Linked DNA regions of Homo sapiens: region 1 is linked to region 2. Evidence: chromatin loops called from intact Hi-C (ENCODE). Cell type or tissue: prostate gland. All regions are shown on one strand. Links, peaks and the distances in the headings refer to the core of each region. The heading gives the core; the rest is flanking DNA. Region 1 holds the start of LOC124907981 (a long non-coding RNA gene). Region 2 overlaps DIRC3 (disrupted in renal carcinoma 3).

Region 1 (11,602 bases), core at 2,699-7,698, 51 kb after region 2:
TTTTTAATTTAAAAAAATGGTACTTTGCTATATATCTCTTTTTGTTCCTTACTTTTTTCACCCAGCACTGTTTATCAATTCATCTGTGTTATTAGATGCTCAGCCAGGCTGTTCATGCTCACTGTTGCTTCATTCTCCATGATGTATACTCACCATATGCTGCCTACCTAATCTGCATTGATGGATTTCCAGATTGCCGCCAACTTCCTGTCACCACAAACAACACTATAATGAACATCTTCAAAGATATCTCCTTATGGATCCGGGTGAGATATCCTTGGAAATACATGTAGGGTCCATTTTAATTTGACTAAGTTGTGTCAGATTGCTCACCAGAAAGCCTGTTCCTGGAGACACTCCCAGCAGCAGTACACAAGTTCCCACACCCACACCAACCCTTTGGCATGCTGCAATTCTCCAACCTTGCAGCCATTGCTTCTCCATCGTTCTCCTCTTTCCACAATCTTGCTGCTTCCTCGGGCTGTTTCTGCTCTCACTGCCCACCTACCCCACCCTGCTGCTACCTGTCCTCACTTTTTTCTCTGGCCTCCCCTACACCCCATGTGGTTCCTTCATATTCATGGCTTCTGCTTTTTGAATAAACATGTTTGAATATTTTCTAGTATTCTTTTTTCCTCCTTGTCTTTCTCTTTGACCTTCAAACACTCTAATTGGGCTCCTTAGTTGCTACCCAGTCTAGCAACATCTGTGAGGTGAAATTCCGTTTTTTTGGGGTTTTTTTGTTTTTTTTTTTTTTTGAGATGGAGTCTCGCTCTGTTGCCCAGGCTGGAGTGCAGTGGCACGATCTTGGCTCACTGCAAGCTCCGCCTCCCAGGTTCACGCCATTCTCCTGCCTCAGCCTCCCGAGTAGCTGGGACTACAGGTGCCCACCACCATGCCTGGCTAAATTTTTGTATTTTTAGTAGAGACGGAGTTTCACCGTGTTGGCCAGGATGGTCTCAATCTCCTGACCTCATGATCCACCCATCTCAGCCTCCCAAAGTGCTGGGATTACAGGCATGAGAGGTGAAGTTCTTTTTTTGGGCCACTTCTTATGACTACTGTGGATCAGCTCAGATGTCTACCCCTGGCCCAACAGATGTCTCCAGGGTGTTGAAGGTCACCGGTCTAAACTCTATTGACCCCTGGGGAAGGAGTATCTGTTACAGGCTCTTTCCATAGAAGGGGGCTATGGCTATGGCAGGCATTCAGAGTTCTATGAACTGCTCAGTATACACATTCATTTGGTATTTTGTTAAATTCACCATTTACCAATTTTGATGTGAAGTGGCCACAGTTACACAAGAAAAACACCAACCTTGAAAATTATTTTATACATAAATGTTACCAGAAAGAGGTCCCAATCCATACCCCAAGAGAGGTTTCTTGGATCTCATGCAAGAAAGAATTCAGGGCGAGTCCATAAAGTGAAAATGAGTTTATTGGGAAAGTAAAGGAATAAAGAATGGCTACTCCATAAACAAAGCAGCCCCGAGGGTGGCTGGTTGCCCATTTTTATTGTTATTTCTTGATGATATGCTAAACAAGGGGTGGATTATTCATGCCTCCCCTTTTTAGACCATATAGGATAACTTCCTGACGTTGCCATGGCATTTGTAAACTGTCATGGCGCTGGTGGGAGTGTAGCAGTGAGGACGACCAGAGGTCAATATCGTGGCCATCTTGATTTTGGTGGGCTTTAGCCAGCCTCTTTACTGGAAGCTGTTTTATTAGCAAGGTCTTTATGACTTGTATCTTGTGCCAACCTCCTATCTCATCCTGAGACTTAGAATGCCTTAACTGTCTGGGAATGCATCCCAGTAGGTCTCAGCCTCATTTTACCCAGCTCCTATTCAAGATGGAGTTGCTCTGGTTCAAAAGCCTCTGATATAAACACAGTGGGAAATCACCTATTCCTTGCCCATTGTTAATCTTGAGCCCCTGTTTTCCTCCTTACAGTACTTCCTCCACACGGTATTGGGGAAATTATGTCTTAATCCAGAGAATATGTTGTTCCCCTTGCCTGGAATATTCTTTCCTAACTCCCTTTTGCCCTGACTAAAGTGACCCCATTCTTCTGACATTAAATTTCACTCTGGTAAGATCTTCACTGACCTCTACTCTAGGATAGGTTCTCCTACTGAATGTCCCCATCTCCTATCCTCACACACAATACACTTTATTATAATTAAATGTCATCCTGTCCTGCAAGATATGAGTTACCTGAGTATATAATTGCACCTGTTCCTTTCACTACTGCATTTCTACTGTTCAGCAAAGTACTTTGCATCTAGTATGTGCCCAAAAAATCTGTGGCTGTCTTTGTTGAATGACAGAGAGGGATATCTCTGGGAGATTGAGTTTAAATCCCTGTCCTGTTATGACATCTGAGACAAGTCATAGTTCCTGTATTATCTACCTCACAGGGTTTTTATATATGAAAATGTTTTTTCAAATTGTGAAGGTCTACAAAAATAAGACAAAAGCATTTGATGGGAAAAGACACTCAGATAATTTTGTGCCTCTTCAGAGAAATTTAAATGATTTAAATGCCAATTGCTTGAGTAAGTGAATAAAATAATACCCTCATCCTAACATAATTTCATAAATCAAAGATTATCATCAAAGGGGTGTTAGAGACGGAGAGACTCTGGAGCTTATCCTTTGTTCTACCTGGAAATGAATTGACTTGGAATCTATGTGACTTGCCCAAGTCAAAAGCTGTAAACAAACAGGGCTCAGAAAAAGGGTCTTCTCTAGGCCTACCCTTCACATACTCAGAAGCATGTGCACTTGTAGGAGGAAGCCTGTCCAGCCGCACTTGGTCTCTGAGTGCTTACAGCAGCCAAGCAGCCTCCTCTTTGGCTGCTACCAAGCTGACCTTTGATTCGAGCTTCCCACAAGCCATTATTTCTTAAAATCATGGAATCATCAAATTCTCTAGTGCTTTTTTTTTTCATTTTTTTCTTTTCTCTGTGCTTCACACTGACCCATTTCTTCTCATTGACCCATGAAGAAGTAGCAAAAAGAGAGATGTGCACACTGAGTCAGAGCCTTTATGTGCTATGATCCAATATGTACCACACTCCCATTAGTTGGCTGGAAAGCTATCTGGGGTTTTGAGAATCTAGACCTCTGATTTCCAAGCAAGTTGAAGTTATTCCCAACACACATGGCTTCCCAGTAAGAAGAATTCTCTATATTTCTGTGTGTGTGTGTGTGTGTGTGTGTGTTTCTGGTTGCTACAGGAATTAGAAGCAGTGGCAAAAAAAATAATCCTAATAAGGAGTCCTTTGTGCCCAGCTGTTATAAAACAGGATTTTTCACAAGCATTTACTCTCTCCCCACAATGAAGCCTTAAAGTGCAAAAGTTCACCCTGAGCATTGCCCACTGCTTTTCTTTAAACCTTCCAAGAGACACACAAGGCTCTTATTTTTCAGGGCCCATCTGGCCATAAATTGCAATAGACATTAATTTATGAAAACAAATGACACCAGCCTACTCCACGACATTTTCAAATGGGAGTATTAGGCAGGGCAATAAAGCAGGAATAAAATAAAAACACTCAGACCCTGTAGCTGCCCTGGCAATGCCCCAAGCCACACAGGGACCCTCAATATCCCTGTTCCAACACACTCTGCTCTTGCAAAGTTACGGTTATTTGATCATAAGACATGAAATTCACTTTTTTGGCCAGAGTGTGGCAGGAAATTAAACATATCCAAGCCTTTCTCCATGTGACCAGAATCACCATTCTACCTGCAGAGTTTACATCAATGGTGATAACCACAGATAGAGCAAAGGAGCTGGATTATCAATACTGGCAGATGATTTAGCTGGTGGTTAATCCATTCTCCCCAGAGTCTAGAGGAGTTATTTCATTCTTGGGACTCTTGTCTAAAATTTGGTGTGTGGAACTTCTAGTAGAGTCAAGGGGATGGTTTACAGGCATGCAGAGGAAAGGTAATTTTAACCTCCTTATTATATACCTGCAATTGCCAGCATTAAGCAGACAAGCAGTGCCAACTCAAATACCATAGGAAAGATGCAAAAAGAAAGGGCTGAGTAATATGTCTGTGACTCTAGGCAAGACAGCTGGCCTTTCTAGTTTTCTGTTTTTCTGGATGCTTGAACCTAATGTATCTTAGTTTTTCAGACATGCATACTGAGGGCAGTAAGACGCACATATACATACAAGAAATCTTTGTGCTCTGAGAGATAATAGGTATAACTTTAAAACTCATTTTCATTTTATTTATTTGTTTATTTTTTGAGATAGAATCTCGCTCTGTCACTCAGGCTGGAGTGCAGTGGTTCAATCTTGGCTCACTGCAACCTTCTCCTGAGTTCAAGCAATCCTCGTGCTTCAGCCTCCCAAGTAGCTGGGATTACAGGCATGTGCCACTCATTTTCATTTTAAAAGGCTACACTTAGCATTAAAAATTAAATGGAGGCTGGAAGAGGGGTTACAGTCTTCTCCCGCCAGTCTCTCTTTCATCAAATGAAAAGATACAAGACTCATCAGACCCAAATGGGGGTTAAAAGATCAGCCTCTTTATTGCTGAAGGATATACCTAATCATTCTCTAAAAGTAGAACTTCTAGAAAATTTTTAGAGAGTAGGACTTAAACCTTGAGCTCAATGGAACTTCCTTCTCCTCCTACTCAAATCTTGGTCTCAGGACTCACCTATTTGGACAGCTGAGTTGAGAGTCTGACATAAATTCACCTGCCTAGCCACCAGCAAGGTACCTACAAGGAAGCACAGGGCTGCCCCATATCCTCTCCAGGATATCCTTTCCGGGCCCTCCATACTGGGGGACCTTGCCTAGAGAAGTTTATCTCATAGAATTTCCTATGAGGAGGAGATTAAAGACTATGATCCTGCAATTCCCCCGAGAGAACACAGAGCCAAGAAACTAAGAAACGATGTCATGTGTGAACTGCATATGGCATTTAACACTGTCCCCCATCCACTATTAAATGTGGTTCCATGAAAGTCAGGTCCTCAACAGTCAGGTTAGCTAGTCCTCCCACTTTGGGGAGGGGCAAATAAGCAAGTGGAGAGAGAAGATGGAAGTATTGTATTCTTTCTTTACCAGTCAAAGTGCAAACATGAGAAGGAGAGTATAACTGTTCCTCCTCTCAGTTGGAATTTCCTTACTGGGGGAATTCAGGAAACAGGAACATAACCAGTAAAAGAAACTTTGGCAAGACCTTCCTCAGAATGTTTCAAGACTGGGAGAGAACAACATCCCAAGTGGGGCAGAATTTTAATTTTTCTCTCTTGAAATGTTTCCAACCTTGGAACTGCATTCATGGTAAGATATCTGATTGATCCCATCCTGCAGCCTTCTTTGTTGGTCCTGGGGGTGGGTGGGCAAAAAATAACACCCCTCCGTATAGAAGGCCATGTTTTCCCTGATCTGCTGGAAGGTGAAGTGATGGCCCAAGGCCTAACAGCAGGGTCCTCACCACTGAGGAAAAGAGAGAATGTTCTGTAGATTTTCCCGAGACTGACATATATAAACTGTGAATCATTCACTTGAGGACAGGATGGGAAGAGCTGATGGAAGCCAAGTGGGAGAGAAAGTACAAAGGAAGATTTCCAGAGATAAAGAGAACAACTCCTCAGTGAGCCGGCTTGGAGAGAACAAGTGGAGGGAGGCACGTCTTCAGCCTGTCGTTAGCAGATGTTTACTAACTCACTGTGGTACTGGAGCCAGCTGGGGCTAACTGAGGAACATTTTCCATCCCAGATCCTTTGTGGTGAAAAAGAATAAAGTAGAAAATGAATGGCACCAGATTGTGTCCATGATTTATCATTTTAATCTTGTCACCAAGAATTGAAGAGACCCAGGCTAGGGCAAAGGAAAAGGCAAAAATATATATATTTGACATGAATCAGTTATTTGAGGTCAATCTGGGAAGTTTTTTTAGCACATAAAAAACGTCTAAAAGAAAGAATAGTAATCTAGTAATCTCTCATGGCAAACTTTCAAGGGTGAAGAATTTAATTTACTAAGGATGTACGGCAGCACAGTGTAAGGTTGAACACTAGCTCAACAAGTTAATAGGGATAGGATTCCTGCGATGGCAGAGTTTCTCCAGAGGTCACTTGACTGTTACTCAGACTCTAAGAAGAGCTGTTGTCAGCCCAAATATGGCCATGCTCTGTTCTTATGACTATGACTTGTTCCTGCGATTTGTAATATTTGGAATCAGCATCCTTTGAGAATTAGAACTTACGACAAATTTTCTTTCACCTCTTTCTTCTTCTCAGACTCTTTCCTATTCGTTCCTGCTTCAAGACTTTTGTACTTGCTGCCCTTGTGCCTAAAATGCTCTTGTATCAGCTCTTTACCTGGCTGATTTCCCTTCACCCTTCTGGTCATAGATTAAATATCATCTCCTCCAACAGGCCTTCTCTTATGGCCGCATCTAAAGCAAAGACAATTCCCTATGAGATTCTATCCCATTACTCTGTTTGTTTACATAATAGCAATTAACACATTATCAAATTTTAATAATTATCTGATTATCAAAGAGGAACTCAAAAGGGAAATTAGAAAATATTTTGAACTAAATGAAAATAAAAATTTGTGGTATGGCACTGAAGTAGTACTTTGGGAAAAATATATTGCCAAATGCTTAGATTAGAAAAAGATACACATCTCAAATCAATTACTTCAGCTTCTGCCTAAAGAAAATGAAAAAAAAAGATGCTTACCAGGGGAGATACCATAATCATCAAGAAAGTGCAAAAAGAAGAGTAAATTAAATCCAAAGTAAACAAAAAAGAAATGATAAAAATCAAAACAAAAATCTATGAACTATAAGAGTAAAACAATATAAAAAATTAATTAAACAATGAAATAATAGTTGTTTCTTTAAAAACATCAATAATCAACCTCAATCAGACTGATCAGGAAAAATCAGAGAGCAAGAAAGGACACAAATTACCAGTATCAGGAATGAGAGGTAGCATCACTACAGATTCTACCATATGAAAAGGACAATAGGAAAATATTATATATAACTTTATGCCAATAAATTGACAACCTAAGTGACAGGCAAATTTTTTGAAAGATATTGTGTTAATCTGTTCTTTGTGTTGCTATATAAAGAAATCTCAGAAACTAGGTAATTTATAAAGAAAAGAGATTTGATTGGCTAATGGTGCTTCAGGCTGTACAAGCATGGCACCAGCGTTTGCTCAGCTTCTGGAAAGCCTCATGGAGCTTTTACTCAGGGAAGAAGGCAAAGCAGCAGCAAGCACATCATATGGTGAAAGTAGAGCAAGAGAGAGAGTGAGTGTGGGTTGTGGGAGAGGTTCCAGACACTTTTAAAAAACCAGATCTCAGGAGAACTTACTCACTGTCGTGAAGACACAACCAAGCCACGAGGGATTCACCCCCATTGCCCAAACACCTCCCACTAAGACCCACCTCCAACGTTGGGGATTATATTTCAACATGAGATTTTGCAGGAACATATGCTCAAACTCTATCAGGCACAAACTACCAAAGCTCACTCAAGGAGAAATAGGTAACCTTAGCACAAATAACTTTATATCTAAGAAAAAAATTAAATTTGTAGTTAAAAATCTTCCCACAAAGAAAACTTCAGGCTTAGATGTCTTCACTGGTGAATTACATTTTAGAAAGAACTAATACCAATTCTACATAAACAACTCTAAAAGTTGAAAAGGACAAAATATTTTCCAACTCTTTTTATGAAATCAGGCTTACTCTGATACAAAAGTCATACAAATACATTATAGGAAAAGAAAATTACATACTAACTGTCATCAAACATAGATGTAAAATGTCTATACAAAGTTTTAGCAAATCAAGTTCAACAATATGTACAAGGAATTTTACAAATGACCAAATAGGGTTTATCCCAGAACTGCAAGTTTGGCTTAATATTTGACGACAAATCAATGCAATTCACCACTATTAGCATACTTTAAAAAATAAAACTCATATGATATTTCTGATAGATACCAAAAAAGTATTTGACAAAATTCAGTGTTCATTCCTTACCAAGAAATTAAAATTAAAATAAAAAAACCACAAACCTTCAGCCAACCAGGAATAGAAGAGAACTGCCTCAATCTTACTTAATGGTTAAAAAGCCAAATGTCTTTCTCCTAAGACAAGGTACAAGAAAATCATGTCTGCTCTAACAGTTTCTATTTACTGTACTATGGGTTTGAGTCAGAGCAGTCGGATGAGAGCAAGAACTAAAAACCATCCAGATTGGAAAAGAAGAAGTGAAACTTTCTTTATTTGCAGGCTACATGACTGAATAGTAGAAAATCAGATAGAATCTACAAAACATCAATTGGATTTCTATATGGTAACAATGAAAAAATAGAAATTGATGTTAAACATAATATTATTTATAGTAACATCAAAAATATGAAATATTTAAAGACAATTCTGACAACATATATGAAAGGGCTATGCCCTGAAAATTACAGAACATTGTTAAAGAAATCTTTAAAAACCCAAATAAATGGAGAGATTACATCATGTTCACGGGTCAGAACATTCATGTTGTTAAGATGTCAGTTCTCTCAAGATTGAGCTATAGATTCAGTGCAATCCTAATCAAAATTCCAGCAGATTTTTGGTATATTTAACAAACTGTTTCTAAAGTTCATGTGACAATTTAAAAGATCTAAAACAAATTTCAAGCAAAATTGAAAAAGAAAAACAAAGTTGGATGACTAACACTATCTGAGCTCAAGATTTATTGTAAAAGCTGAAGAAATCAGGACAGGGTGCTATTGGCATCAAGACCAACAAACAAACCAATGGAGCAGAAGACATGGTCCAAAAATAGATCCACGCAGAGATGGACAACTTGGTTTTTTACCAAGGTACAAAGATGATTTAGAGTAGGAAAGGTAGGCTGCAAAAAATTGTGCTGTAACATTTGGATATCCGCATGCCAAAGAATGACCTTCAATCCATATTTCACCTCATAATAAAAAATTAACCCAAAATACATCCCACTATGTAAAATCTAAACTATAAAACCTTCACAAGACAGCACAGGATAAAAACATGGCACATGTATGCATATGTAACTAACCTGCACATTGTGCACATGTACCCTAAAACTTAAAGTATAATAATAATAAAGAAAAAAAAAACATTTGTGAACTTGAATTAGGCAAAGATTTCTTAGGTCTTACACCTAAAGCATAATCCATAAAAGGAAAATAAATCATATATTGGCTTTCAAAGTTAAAAACTTCTCCTCTTCAAAAGACAGAATTTTGTAAATTCTGTAAAGAGAATTAAAAGATAAAAGGCAGCATAGGAGAACATATTTGTAAATAATATATCTGACAAAGAAGCTGTATTTAGAATTCATAAAGAACTCTCAAAATTCAATAATAAGAAAGCAAGTAATCAAATACAAATGGTCAAAAGATTTGAACAGACAGTCACTAAAGAAAAAGTATGGTTGGCAAATAAATAGACGGAAAGATGCTCAACATCAGCAGTTGTTAGGGGAATGCAAATCAAACTAGAATTAGATACCACTACGGAGTTATTGGAATGGCTAACATTGAACACACTGACCCATTTCATGTGTTGTCAAAGATATGGAGTGACTGGGACACACACATTACTGTTGGGCATAGCCACTTTGGAAAACAGTTTGGCAGATTTTTAAAAAGTTAAACATATACTTACTGTATAATCCACAATCCCACCCCTAGGTAAAATAATCACTTATCTTCACACACAGAAAACCTATGCATGGATGTTTACTGCAGCTTGATTTATAATTGCACAAAACTGTAAATGACCCAGATGTCTTTCATCAGGTAAATAGTCATACCAGATTTGGCATATCTTGTACATATTATGGTACTCTATTCAGTAATAAAAAAGACACATTCTTTTTTCTATTGATGCAATCCCTAACACAGGTGAATCTCAAAATAATTATGCTGAGTTAAAGAAGCCAGACGCCAAGAAAAAGATGCATCGACCAGGCAAAATAACCAGTGCTCTGCCCCTACTAACCAGTGGGTTTCAAAAATGATTTTTTTTTTGTCAGTTGTACCCATGGCATGAAACACTTGCTCAGAATCCATACCTCTTGATTATGCCGTTAGACAATAGCTTATTATCTGTGTGCATTTTGGGATCATATACTTTTATTTCATTGGACACTTCTCATCCCTATCACCACCATCGCCACAAAGCAATCTTCAGAGTTATGATTTAGAACTCAAGAGCTGCTAGACCTATGAATTGGGCAATTCAAGAATTCCATGGTTCAACCCTGAAGGTGCAACTTTGATGCTTCTAGCTGGAAGTGGGACAAACTTGGTCATCTAAAGATGACCCCCAAATAAATAAAATTCCTGATCTCTGCTTAGACTACTCCTGCCAGAAACCTCCAAAGTCAGGTTCTCCAGAAACAGTCTAGTCCTGGATTCTGACTCATTCAAGTCTTTCCCCTTACTTTCTCCTGAAAATGTGGAGCACAGGGAGCTGCTCCTGTCCAGAGTGTGGACAACTGGAGTGAGATACTTGGCAGGTGAAGCATTTGCCACCACCTTCACATATAGGTCTTTACTTTGTTTTTGCCTTACCCTTCCAATTTGAGCTGAGTTGTTTTCTTCATAGCCTTTAAAACCAGGTTTGATTTCTAATTACTTTTTAAAATCATCTCATCAAGTCAATGATTTCATGACTGTTTTTCTGGTTAAAACCCCCAGTTTAATTAATCTCAGAGGAATCTTTTTGTGTGGTCTCTCCTTACGGTCATCTCCCATCCCATCTGTCCCATCCTTATGAGGGGGATACAGCCGCTCAGCAATCATGATTCTTCCATGCTGCTATCCACCCTTTCTGTCTGGTTTTCCCGAGTTGCAGGGATTACACACCCATTTGGATTGTGAGACTTCTCAGAACCAGCTTCTTCACAGAAATTCTTTCTAACTCTTCCAGCCCATGGAGCTGCATGTCAAGTTACACATTCTTAAAAGGTTCATCACTGACTAGGATCTATCTCCCAGTTCCTCCACAGTACTCTCCAACCCTATCACTCCCCTCCAACTCAACCTACTGGCATCATTGCCTGCTCCAAACTGTGAGTGGGAAAGTGAGAGTAGAAATTTCTGCATCAGGATCCATAAGCTGAAGTGAGTGGGAGAAGGACTTGAATACAGTCTGTTAACACCTCAGGGAGAGTTAATTAAAACCTGAGGAACCAGAGATACCAGATAGTCCTAGCATATCTCAACAATGGCAACTTAGCAGTTTTTATTAGTGCCACAATCATACTAAAGAAGGAAGTGAGTGGAGAGGTGCAAAGAAAACAAAAAGAGCACAGAAGATGATGGGGAGGACAGAAGCCTAGCTTTTGCTGACTTCTTGGACTGCTTAGTTGAAATCCAGGAGTTCTGAGAAAGTTTAGTCATGCCTGTCCAGCTTTGCCCGTCGCTGGACTTTTTCTGAATTGCCAGTGCCAAATATTTGAAAATTTTTGAGAGATTATTTTTTGTGGAAATATAGCCAAAAGTTTCAGGGAAATAGACAAGTTTCTAAGAAGCTGGACTCCAAGA
Region 2 (11,602 bases), core at 2,923-7,922:
ATATGATATGGCCAGGGTGATGGGCAAGGGTGAGAAGAGAAGAGGCTTGGGGGCATCAACATTGAAAGCAGCAGAGACTTAGCTTTGTCCACAGTGATGTTCACAGTTCCTGTGGTCCAGAGTGGGGAGGAGTCCAGAGGTCATATACTGAGTCATGGGCAGGTGATCCTAGTACATAATTCTGCCCCGGACAATAGCTTTTGTTTCTAGCCTAGTAACAGTGGGGCTAGAAGGAGTTGACATCTATGAAAGAACCTGAGTTAGATAAGTGAAGTCTCCTGTCTACATCACATAGATTTAAAAATTCTCTGTAACTATAAAACATTATACTCATAATAATTCTCACTGTGATTCTAGCTATTATTCTCTCCCATTTTAAAGATGAAAGACTTTAAGTTCAGAAAAGTTACTTGGCTTATACCAGGTAATTCAGGGACAATGGCAGAGCCTGAAATTCTTCCTAGTCGTCCAATTCAGGTTCACTCCCCTGTTCCTGTTTTCTTAAACTCCTATTTATTGCAGCTATATGTTTATGTTAATTTATTCTCTTCTTAACCTGTGGATCCTCTCCATGAAAACAATAAGAAAAAGACACTTTGGCTGAAGAGGTGGAAAAATACAGCAGGAGAGAATTCCTCTGAGACCTAAGATACCGTGCCCTTCCCCCTTGGCCTCTCAGCTGCTGCCGAGTCCTGGAGAAAATCGGGCATCTGAACAGAGGCCGTGTTTGTCCCTGCTCCGGCCTTGTGTTCTCATTCCTGCCACGCCATCATGGATAATGAAAGTTGACTGGCTGCCGGGGTTTCCTTTCTCTCTGCCCCTGTCATTTCCATTTGCCAGGTCTCATGCCTTTTTTGCACAGAGTTGTTGTGCTTGGGCTCTAATTTGCCAGGCAGTGATAAATTCCAAGAAAAACCCATTCTTATTGAATTATTTTTGGAATGTTATGCAAACAACTCTAAATTGTGTGGCAGCCAACTCCACTCTAAGATCTAGTTTTGACTTCATGTTAATTCAAGTAGAGGAGAGAAAGAAAGAAACAAAAACTCAAAATGCTGAGATACCATCTTTCATTCTCAAGGAGAATTTTTTAAAGTCTACTCCTTTGATACAAGGGTCTAAGCTCCCTTTCAGGACTTAGGCAGTGAAGATCACACTCCCGTACCAGGAGTCCCTCACAGAATACACAGAGGGAAAACCTCCCTCTTCAGTTCTCTAGAAGAAGAAAGGCTGGGCCAATTAGCCAGGTGTGGTGGTGGGCACCTGTAGTCCCAGCTACTCGGGAGGCTGAGGCAGAAGAATGGCGTGAACCCGGGAGGCAGAGCTTGCAGTGAGCTGAGATCGTGCCACTGCACTCTAGCCTGGGTGACAGAAGAAGACTCCATCTCAAAAAAAGAAAAGGAAAGACTGGGCCAAATTGAAAGCCCACTGAAGCACGCAGCGTAAAGCTATGATCTCCTCTTTGGGAAAGGATTAAACAAGACTTCTATCCTTGAGTTCAGGCCTTAATAGAAGATGTCTTGTCCCAGGAGACTTTTTAAAACAAGAAAAGCAAGTAGCAATAGCTATTTTCCACCCCTGAGCCCTCTACCACCACCTCCAAGAAATAGTTTAGAATGAAGCTCTAATTCCACTAGAGCCAATACATTTCTGATTCCAGGAGTGAACAACTGTCATTTCTCTATTTCCACATTTTCTAGTCAAAGTCCTTCTTTTTGTTTTGTTTTGTTGATAGAACATTCCATTCTCCACTTGCTGTCCATTTTAGAACTTGCTAAGCTAATAAGATGGAAACCTGGAGGCGCTGAGAACTCTTGTCCCTGCCATAAGGGCACTTGCATGAGACTGAAGCCAGGACAGGAGTGGGGAGAGTTGAGAGGTGGAGTGGACAGAGTCCTGGGCACATCATCCGAGCACCTGCTTCAGCCCTTGCCTGAGCCAGATCTGCCTCCAGGCTCTGTAAATACAAGAACGAGTAAAAGCCAGAATCTTCACTACTAAGCTTTCCCAGTCTCCATTTCTTCATCGGAAAAATGGAAAGGACAGCATGCAGAGCTTTTAACTGTGTTCTGTAGACTCTGGAATTCCAAAAGTCTTGTTAAAAATGTCATTGTGTGCACAAGTATCTGACTATACACAACAGAATTTGTGAAGAAGAGGGACTGAAATTCCTGAGTTAAAATGTTTATCACGACAGCACAGGTGGCCCCCTATTGTCTGAAGATTCCAATCAAAATTCCTCCCCCTGGCTCCCCAGCTGTCCCTGTTTACATTTTCAGCCTTATCCCTTAACATACCTTTCCATTCCCTATCCTCTGGCCAAACCGAGACCTGCACTATTGTCTACTTGTCCTCAGTGCTGTCCTCTGGGTCCTTGCAATCATAGAGTCTTCCTTTCATGGAACGCCCCCTCCACCCAACCCCACCTCGCCTAGTTATACCTCCCCATCCTGCAAAGTCCCATTCAAGATCCGCCTTCTCCAAAAGTCCTCCCTCAAGTCTCCGTCCCGTTCTGCTTCTAAGAAAAAGCTCCCGTCTCTGAATCCCCAAAGCACTTTATCTGAACCTGACTTATGTTACTGAATCAAGGTCCCTTTATGCATCACTTCAGATTCCCTTGCCTCAGGTGATTCAGGGGGTCCATGGCCCCTTGTTCTGTCCCAGTTGCCGCTGAGGCCAGCAGAACTGTGTGGACTCTGGCCAACTGCACAGGGACACAACCGGGCGGTGCCTTGCTTCGTGCTCATGCTCTAAACCTCTTGCCTCCTGTCTTAGCATATTCCTGCTGTTACTGAGACATTAGAGCCAGAGGAATATACATGGGTGCTCAGTGGGCATGCATGTGCCCCCCCTCACACACACCACCCACACATGCACACACACACATGCACACACACATACACGCATTCACACGCACACACATATGTACAAGTAGTTAAGGGAAGTTAATGCTCCCTAGATTGAAGCTTTTGTCAGTGGGACACAGGAGCCAGGGAAAAATTTCTTCTCTGTTCTCTTTCCCCTGCCCACCCTCTAGGAAGAGGGTCTGTGAGAGTGATCAATTATTTACACTTATTACCAAGTGGTATCCAGCTCAGGAAACCTTTCCTTCCTTTTCTCTTCATTTCTCCTTTCCTGGGTTTGCATTCCCCAATAAAGAAGTAGCATGATAGTTTTTGTATCCAGTTCTGATTTCCGGGGCACCCAAACCTATCACTTTTTACTTGACAACACAGTTGCTTATGCATGTATCTTGTTCCACCTGACTAGACTACATAATTATTGTGAGTTTCTTTATCTGCATTATAATCTAGCATAATGTTAGTGCTCAATATGGTCTGTGGCATGAATGAATGACAAGAGGTTTTGGAAAATGTAGTGTCAACAGGGACCTGAAGACCCTAAACTGACACACACAATATGGAGGGATGGGAGGGGAATGTGTTCTTACATTATGACTTCTGTTCTCAAGCCGATAACTGGTTAGTCTGTTGGATGTACCAGAGCACAATTCAAACCAAAGGATAGCTTCCTTCTTATGCCAGTACAATAGTGTGCACAATGAGGCAGAATATAGAAAATTATTAGGTCAGACTCCTTATATAGAACCGAAGGCAGCCAGACACCAGGGAGCAGAACATAGGGAAAATAAGAGGAGAGAATTCCCTTAGAGGTAAAGAAACTGATGGCCTGTTACTTTTCACAATATTTGCAAAGGAGAAAGGCAAATTCACAATGGGGCTAAAGAACCGTCTCAAGAGAGACCTTATTAGAACTGTAGGAGGACTGGGATGGTCCCAACCGAAGTCTGCTGGAAGGAAAGGAGACCATTCTCCCAGGGGCGGGCAGAACTCACCCCGAATGACTGCGAGTTCCTTTTATCACTACCCCACCAACTCTGATTCAGTCTTTTTTGCATCTTGTTTCATTAGGGTTGGAACCTTGATACCTATGTGCAGCCTTGAAACCACTGTGGTCTATGCCTGTATCCAGGCCAACAAGGACATGACCATGGCAGTGGAGAGGCATCCATCAGTCTGCTTTAGGGCAGTTTTTAACAAAGGCACCTGCAGAAGGAACTGAAACAATACTCACCCATAATTGGGCAGCTCAGAAGCTCTTGTTCCCTCTCAGCCCTGTATTTGGAAGCAGGACTGTGCACTTTGGACTGTGTCCCGGCAGTTCTTGGACCTCAAAAGAGTAACACTAGTCCTCCTGCTAATGAGGACTCGATCAGCTAATTGCAAATGAAAAGATGAGACTGCATTCATAAGGGGATGAAGTGGTTCCTCCTGGTCATTCCAGGACTTGCTGAGTCTGTCTGCAATAGGTACACTTCGTTGACTAAAACCTTTCTAGGGTACCAGGTGTAGCCATGGCTTATTGGAAAGTATGACCCATGCAGAGAAAAACAAAACAGGAGATGGGCAGAGGACAGGAGATGAGTAATTGCACCTGTCAGAAAATGAGGATAATGGTTAAGGATACTAGCATGGAAGCTCTGAGTTTTATGGAGAAAAACACCAGGGCAAATACGAGGAATTATTTGTCCTCAATGTCCCCTGGAGAAGGTGGAGTTGATCATTGGGGCCTTGGTGGCCTGTATGACCTTCCAGCCAACAATATTTAAAGTGCCTGCTTACACTCAGTGGTTAGCACAGGCATTACACCACCCCATCCCTGCTGCCCACCCTGAAGATACAGGCAGCTCTGATTTTGTGACATGCTATTTTTAAAACAACCAAATCATTTCTACATTGCCCCCTTCACAGCCTAGAGGAAGGAACTGGTTGCCTCACCAATCTTTGGCACCAAAGTGCTTCACTGCGGATGTCTTTTTTTCTGCTGTCATACCGTCCTGATTAAGATTAATTGTCCCAGTCGAAGTGACTCACTTAGAAAGGATGGGAAGGGTGGAGGGAAGAGGGCAGTTTGCTTCTTTTTTTTTTTTTTTTTGCCTACTTCAATGTTTGTTCTGAAAGATCCAAAAGAATACAGGAGTGTAGCAAAGGAATTTAAAGTGTGGAACATGTAATAAAGGAGATCAAGTGAAAAAGCTATTATGGGCTCCATGTTTATCTTCAGCTCAGTGACTTTCAGAGGAGCATGCACTTGGCTGGGGAGCCTGGAGGGTGTGACTGCTCCCTGCCAGTTGGAGGGCCTTGACCTGAACTCTCAAAAATTCAGCTGACCTCGTCCAGCCCCAGCTACTCTAAAAACAAGGCTACAACATCTCCCCTCACTGACACAGATACACCCCTATGTATATATTAAAACCTCAAAAGTTCATTTTGGGTGCAGAAATCATATACAACCAAGGGAGCAACTGAGTAAGAAAAAGAAAATATATAACGACTAAACTAAAAGCTGTACCAAAGAGGAAAGAGATATTATTTATAGAACAGCTTTCACTTGCCAGGCATTAGTGCAAAAGTTGATTCTTTCTGAGATACTTCTCCAGAACTCAGATTTGCACATCCTCTCTGAGTCTATCCCTCCAGCTCTGAGAGGCTCCCACTCCCTGGCAAGCACCTCAGACTCCTTTGTTGATGGAGTGGGCCTGGCTGAAGCAACTCTGGCTATTTTGGGGATAGTTATAGAATACTTATAGAGGCCTTATTCAAAAACTCATGACCACTACTCTCATTTCAAATTAAAAACGTCTATCCTCTATGCTTTTTTTCCCCACCTTATTACCTTAACAAAAAGAAGAAAGGTTTGGCAAGGAAAGAAGTGTATGGCTTTGCTGATTCTGTGCATTCAATAGAAATCAAATTGTCATGACTTGTGAGGAAGAGAATTGGGCAGGGTGTCAGTAGACTGAAGCACACAACATCCAGCCCAGAACAGGCCACATTTGGTAGCCATTGGCTAATGAATGAATGGATGAATGAGTGAACTTAGGTATGAATCCCAGCCCATCAACTAACCAGTCGTGTGCCCTTAGATAAACTACTTCTATTTTCTGGACCTCAGAGATTATCTAGTTCAACAGAGGAAACCAGCCTTAGCATCTAGCTCAGATACTCCTCTTACTGTCCCATCAGCCTGGAGTCTGTATATTCCTGGGGGGCTGTCTTGACATTTCCTTTTTCTGAAAAGACCATTTGAAACCATTCCTGTTCTACATCTACATCTTGGGCTGGATGAACCTTGAACATGCATCTCTCAATTCCAACTTGAGCCCACCGAACAGCTTAACTGAAATTTTCTCTGGGTTCCAGTGCTCCAAGTCCAGAGGCTTCCATATCTGCTCTTGCCAAATACAAGTGGTTGGCAGATAACCCTGCAGTAACTCATCACCCCAACAGTAACTCATCTGTATTCACTCCACCCCAGCTCTACACAGACAAGTCACCACAAATGGATTGATGGCAATTTGAATTCATTGCCTACATGGGAAATTTCTTTGAGGGGAGTATCTGGCTACATCCTTAAGTTACAGATAAGATACTTATTCTCAAACAAGTAGCCAAGGAATATTATCATAATCCTGTCTGTCCTAGTATTTGATACCTTCATAATAGTTATTCCTCTAACTTAATCAAGGTTTAGTTATTTTCAGCCTCTCCCTCTCTCTCTCTCTCTTTCTCTTTCTCAAAGAGTTGGAGGGATTATCAGCCATACGAACATAAGTCAATGCAATCTTGGCCAAATTTAGGTAAATGGACAGGATGCAGATAACGCTGGGGACTCAGAAGGTTGAGCCGAAGCTGCAGAGTCTAGATAGCTTCCGCCTTCCATTGTCCCGTGATGCTTGCTCTGATAGTCCCTCTATCTCTTCCCTGCATTCCAGACTTGCTTAAGAATTAGAGAATATCAGACCAAGAAATCTCAAGCTCCATTCCAGCTCTACTCTCCTCCTTTCAGGGATGAGAAAGCTGAGGCTCAGAGAGGTTAAGGTTGCCTTCCAAAGTCACAAAGCCAACACAGCCCAGCCTTGCCCCATGTCTCTTCCACTACCACTCAGGACACACCCAGTCACCTCAATTCCCACAGGACCATTGCAGTTGGAACAATTTTAGCAACAATGTTTGTTACTGATCAACCCAAGCTTCCCTGAAATGGAAAACAGGGAAATGCTGGGGCAAGAAAGATAGCCAAGGGATTTACAGAGAAATAAAAGCTCCAGAAGAGAGGCCTTCATGACCTAATTGTGGCCCTATAAGCCCAGAGCATGCTGGATATTTTGCTTTGTTTTATTGCTTTTTTTTTTTTTACTTGCCCTTCTCATTCTTATCCCCACTTAGTTTTGCATGGGAAAGAGAAGGTCAAGGATCTGGAAAGACAAGGAAGGTATTTTATTGGCCAGAAATTTGCAAGACGTCATATTCCTGCTTTATCAGTATGCCTGACCCATTGATTGGAGATGGTTCTTTACCTCCTGGCTCCTTTTAGGCCCTGTAAATTCAACGCTTTTTAATTTTTACAGAACAGTTTATGGGCTGCAAAAAGGGGAAGCTGGGGGAATCTGTTGTCAGGGGCTGCATTGAGCAATGAACCATCTTCTCAGTGTTCTTTTTCTTTCCTCCCACAGGAAGTCTTGTAAATGAGCACTTGGACTTTCTGAGGGAGATTGAAAAAGGTTTTTGGGGGGCAAGGCATGAAAGGGCAGACAGATTATGAAGGGGCCTTCAGGAAAATCTGAGACACCGTCTACCTCTGGTCAACTTGGTTATTTGTGGGACAGGAGAAGATTCCAGCAGATCATTCTCAAAATCTACTCTGAACTATTCAGCCTGTGAGGAAAAGAGGAATGTGTGACCTGATGATTTAAGCTAGAACTGATCAACTTTTTTAGGAGTTGACATTTTGAAAGGAGTGATCTGGGGACAATGTGGAAGGATCTAAAGAACTCAGTGATTTAGAATTCTCTAACTCTCTAAAACTTCTCTAGAGCACCATGATCTACACTCAGCATCTCCATAGCAGCCAGACAGTCACTTAAAGATGGTAACTGACAGAGACCAACCAAGACATGAGAGGCAAAGAGTCAAAGCTAAACTTGAGAAAAATATTATCTGTAAGACAGTTGATTAAGGGGCAAAGTAAGTTGCTATAATTTTATTTATCAATTGAGCAAAGCTTGAAAGATGAATTAGATTTTTAAAAATGCCCTTACATTTTTAAAGCTTGAGAATCCAACCAAAAAGTAGAGTTAGGAAAATTGAGGAATCATTATCACCATCACCAACATCATCATCATCATCACCACCATCATCATCACCATTGTCATCATCATCATCATCACCATCACCATCATCACCACCATCATCATCTTCACCATCAACACCATCTTCATCATCACCCACCTCTTAGTGAACATTTATTAAAAGCTTGTTGGATACTTGGCATCTTTTGAGTGCTTTACATACATTATTTCAGTCCTCACATCATCTTTCATGAGACAGGACTGTTATTAGCCATATCCTACAGGTCAGGAGAATGGGAGGAATTTCTCCTCACACTCTAAAAAGGGGTGGTAAAGAGAAGAAAACTAACCTTTTCCAAGGTCTAATTTTAGCCTCTACAAGTTAGAAAGCAAATGCTCAGAAGATTTCAGCTTCCATTTAGACTTCCCAATTTTTCCTTCCTCTCAAAGAATAAATGAATTAATGCTAATATATGGAAATTCCAAAGGAAGAGAGAAGAGGAAAGTGGCTTTTAGGAAAAAACAAAATTAGACTGGTTTCTGCAGTAAATTTGGGAAGATCCCGACTACAGTGATTTGAACCCTTGCTTGTGCTCCTGTCTTGGGATGTCTTTGCTTGTCTAGCTTCAGAAGACTTCTGGAAAACCCCCACCTATTCATGGAATGCTCTACTCTATCCCACCTTCATATACCTGAGACCCCTTAGGAAGGTATTCTCCTGAGTGAAACTCAGTGCACTTGAACCCTCTATGGGTGGTAGAGTGGGAGGGAAGGGGGCCTTGCAGGCAAGGCTTTGGGTCAATTTCTGCAAAGTGCTGCCAACAGCAACTATCCACTTAGCCTAACAGGGCCCAGGAGGGGTGATATTGAATCTCTGCTCTTTCCTGTACCTTGAGTTGTATTACAATAGGTCTGTTGAGCTTTCCTAGTAAGTATCCCACACCAGAGGGATGGTAGTTATGTCGTTTGATGCTGGAGGAAGGTGAGAAGGGAGAAAAAATAGTACTGTAAAAGCAAACTAGAAAAATTAGAACTGGGAAATTTCTACAAGGGAAACATAAAATATCATTAAATCAATTTAGATTCTTCTGGGAAGAGGTGTATTTGAGGGGGTGGATCGGGATGCTAATAAACAGTGCATACTGGAAGTTTCCAAAGGAGCAGAAACCAGACTCCTTCCAAGGACTGGGGTGATGCATTTAGAGAAATAACACCCTGGGATTGTCATAGGCAGCCCTGCCATATTCACAGCGAGGCATAGTGCCAGAATCCATGTATTTTCAAATCAATTCTCAAATCCTCTGAATTATCAAGCATTTTATTTGCCTTTAGAGTAGACTCGCTTTATACACCATAAACATTTCATTCAGGCATTAAGTTCTGGGCTCTGCCTCTCGTTTACTTAGCCCTACTCCTGCAAAGGCAGCTGACTTTCTGTCCACTTTCTTTGACTGAGCCTAGTGCAGTTAAGATAGGATCTCCAGTTGCTTGGAGCTAACAACATCTTTTTATATATTACTTACCCTTTAATTCCTGCTGAGGTTTCAATGCAGATGCCCTGATGCTATAGGCACAATAATGTCCTCAGAGATGGCTTCATCCCCGAACCTGTGACTGTTACCTTACACATCAAAAGGACTTTGTAGCTGTGTTTAAGGATCTTGAGATGAAGAGGATTACCCTAGATTATCCAGATGGGCCCAATGTAATCACAAAAATCCCCAAAAGATGGAAGAGTAAAGCAGAAGAGACAGAGAAGGTAATGTGATGATTTTTTTCACAGAGGTCAAGCTTCACCTCCTCGGAGAAGCCTATCTTGTCTTTCCTTGTGAAATCAGTTGTCTTATTTGTAGCCTCTTTGCATTATCTACCACAATCACCACCACAACTGTGGGATGAGTGTGTGATTATTCTATTAATGTCTGTGTCCTTCACTAACTCATGAAGGCAGGGACTGAGCCAGATTTTGCTTCCTTCTGAATTCCCAGCACACAGCAGGTACTCAATAAATATTTGTTGAATAAATGAGCAAATGAAAGGGTGAGCAGAATCTAACCCCCCTACGGTTCTGAGTATTCTTTAGTGTGGGTGGAAACACAGCAGTCCATGAGGCACCCCACTGACCGGTTCTTTGCTTCTTGTTTTTGTATCTTGCTCAGACCAGAATATTTATCTTTACATATGGTCTTAATACATTTCTGCTGAGAGAACAGCAGTATCTGTGACTCCAATCAATGGCTCAAGGAGTTTGCAAGGATGGAAATTTTCCTTTTTCTATGTTATGATTTGTATTCAGATTATTCTGATTTAACTCTTGACCCAGCAGCCCCACCGGTGTACAATGATCTCTGTTGTTAGACTGGAGATCTCCCGCAGCTTTTCTCTTCTCTGAGTGTGAAAGACCATCCACTTATTCAAAGACCAAGATCCAGAGCCCAGTTTTGCAATACCCCAGGGGGATCCCATTTTCAAATAATCAGAACAAACTCTATTGAAAATCACTTCAACCTTAGTGCACCCCTGCATTTATTTTTAAAGGAAGTTGTGAGTGAAGTTACAAAAAATAAACAAGAGCAGTAAATACTAAAATGGCAGCTACACTTGATCCAGACAGTTATTGCATACCAACTACGAGTGAAGCCCTGAAATAAGGTTGGGAGGCACTGTCTTTTGTTGGCACACTCTTATTTCCCTTATGTCTCTGAGCACAAGTTCACTTTGACCCTCACAACTTGCCTGGGAGAGCGACAAGGTATTAATCTCTTTAAGTGCTGAAGTCACAGGTAATTACTCACTCTGTTTATCTGGGTGCTTCATCTTTGTCTTCCTGTGCTCCTCATGCTGTCTGACACATAGTAGGCCTGGAGGCGTATTTTTGAAGGAACAAATGAATGCCTGGCTTCTTTCTAAAGGGAGATTTTTAAATTGATTTGCCCAACATTACTCAGTAAGCAAAGGGCCTTCGATGTGCAGCCTGCTGACCTAATCCCAAGTCCAGCATTCCTTCCTCTCTGCTGTCCATGAAAGAACTCCTAGGCAGGAAGGATGAGGGACAGTGGGGACACACACCATATGAATGTCAGGTATATGACGGGAAGTTTAAGTATAATCAGACAAGGAAAAGTAGCACAGAAGAAAGCAAGCTTTGAGTTTACCCAGTCAAACAGCAGGAAGAATGTAGCTGGACAATAAAGACAAATAATCCAGCAGTGATGCCTGGAACCTTCCCCTTTCCCCAGCTGTAGGCCCCAAAACCAAGTGAGTCAGGCACACCGCTGACATGGCAGCCAGTCCAACCGGGGCATTTCATAGCCCTCGGGATGTTTAAAGAAGCAAAACACTCGGAGGATATGAATTCCTGCCCCATTAAAGAAAGTTTATTTTACAATATTTAACATTTCTTTATTAAAGGTGAACAGGCAGGATATAAGCTCTATAAACTTTCCAAGG

Evidence for each region. Hi-C counts contacts between places; a loop is a spot of excess contacts. Peaks named below come from ENCODE experiments on the same cell type or tissue, not always from the same donor. Only the 100,000 strongest peaks of a DNase experiment are listed, where the experiment ranks them.
Region 1: it touches region 2 in a loop (6-fold over the local background); 3 of 110 quality-filtered maps call a loop at or near these places.

Annotation. Positions count from the first base shown.
Region 1 is chr2:217,407,297-217,418,898 of GRCh38, forward strand. The region is part of intron 8 of DIRC3 (disrupted in renal carcinoma 3); the gene reads right to left. It overlaps LOC124907981 (a long non-coding RNA gene), which reads left to right and starts at 5,225. Exons shown (of 2, transcript XR_007088086.1): 1 at 5,225-5,321; 2 at 5,556-5,801. RefSeq lists an enhancer at 4,718-4,887. In prostate gland, for the core only: no CTCF peak of the experiment used is centred there; no DNase peak of the experiment used is centred there; H3K27ac peaks cover 2,728 bases.
Region 2 is chr2:217,356,185-217,367,786 of GRCh38, forward strand. All of the region lies in intron 8 of DIRC3 (disrupted in renal carcinoma 3), which reads right to left. Among named protein-coding and RNA genes, the nearest start is that of DIRC3-AS1, 79 kb to the left of the region's middle. In prostate gland, for the core only: no CTCF peak of the experiment used is centred there; DNase peaks (open chromatin) are centred at 4,837 and 5,124; H3K27ac peaks cover 2,329 bases.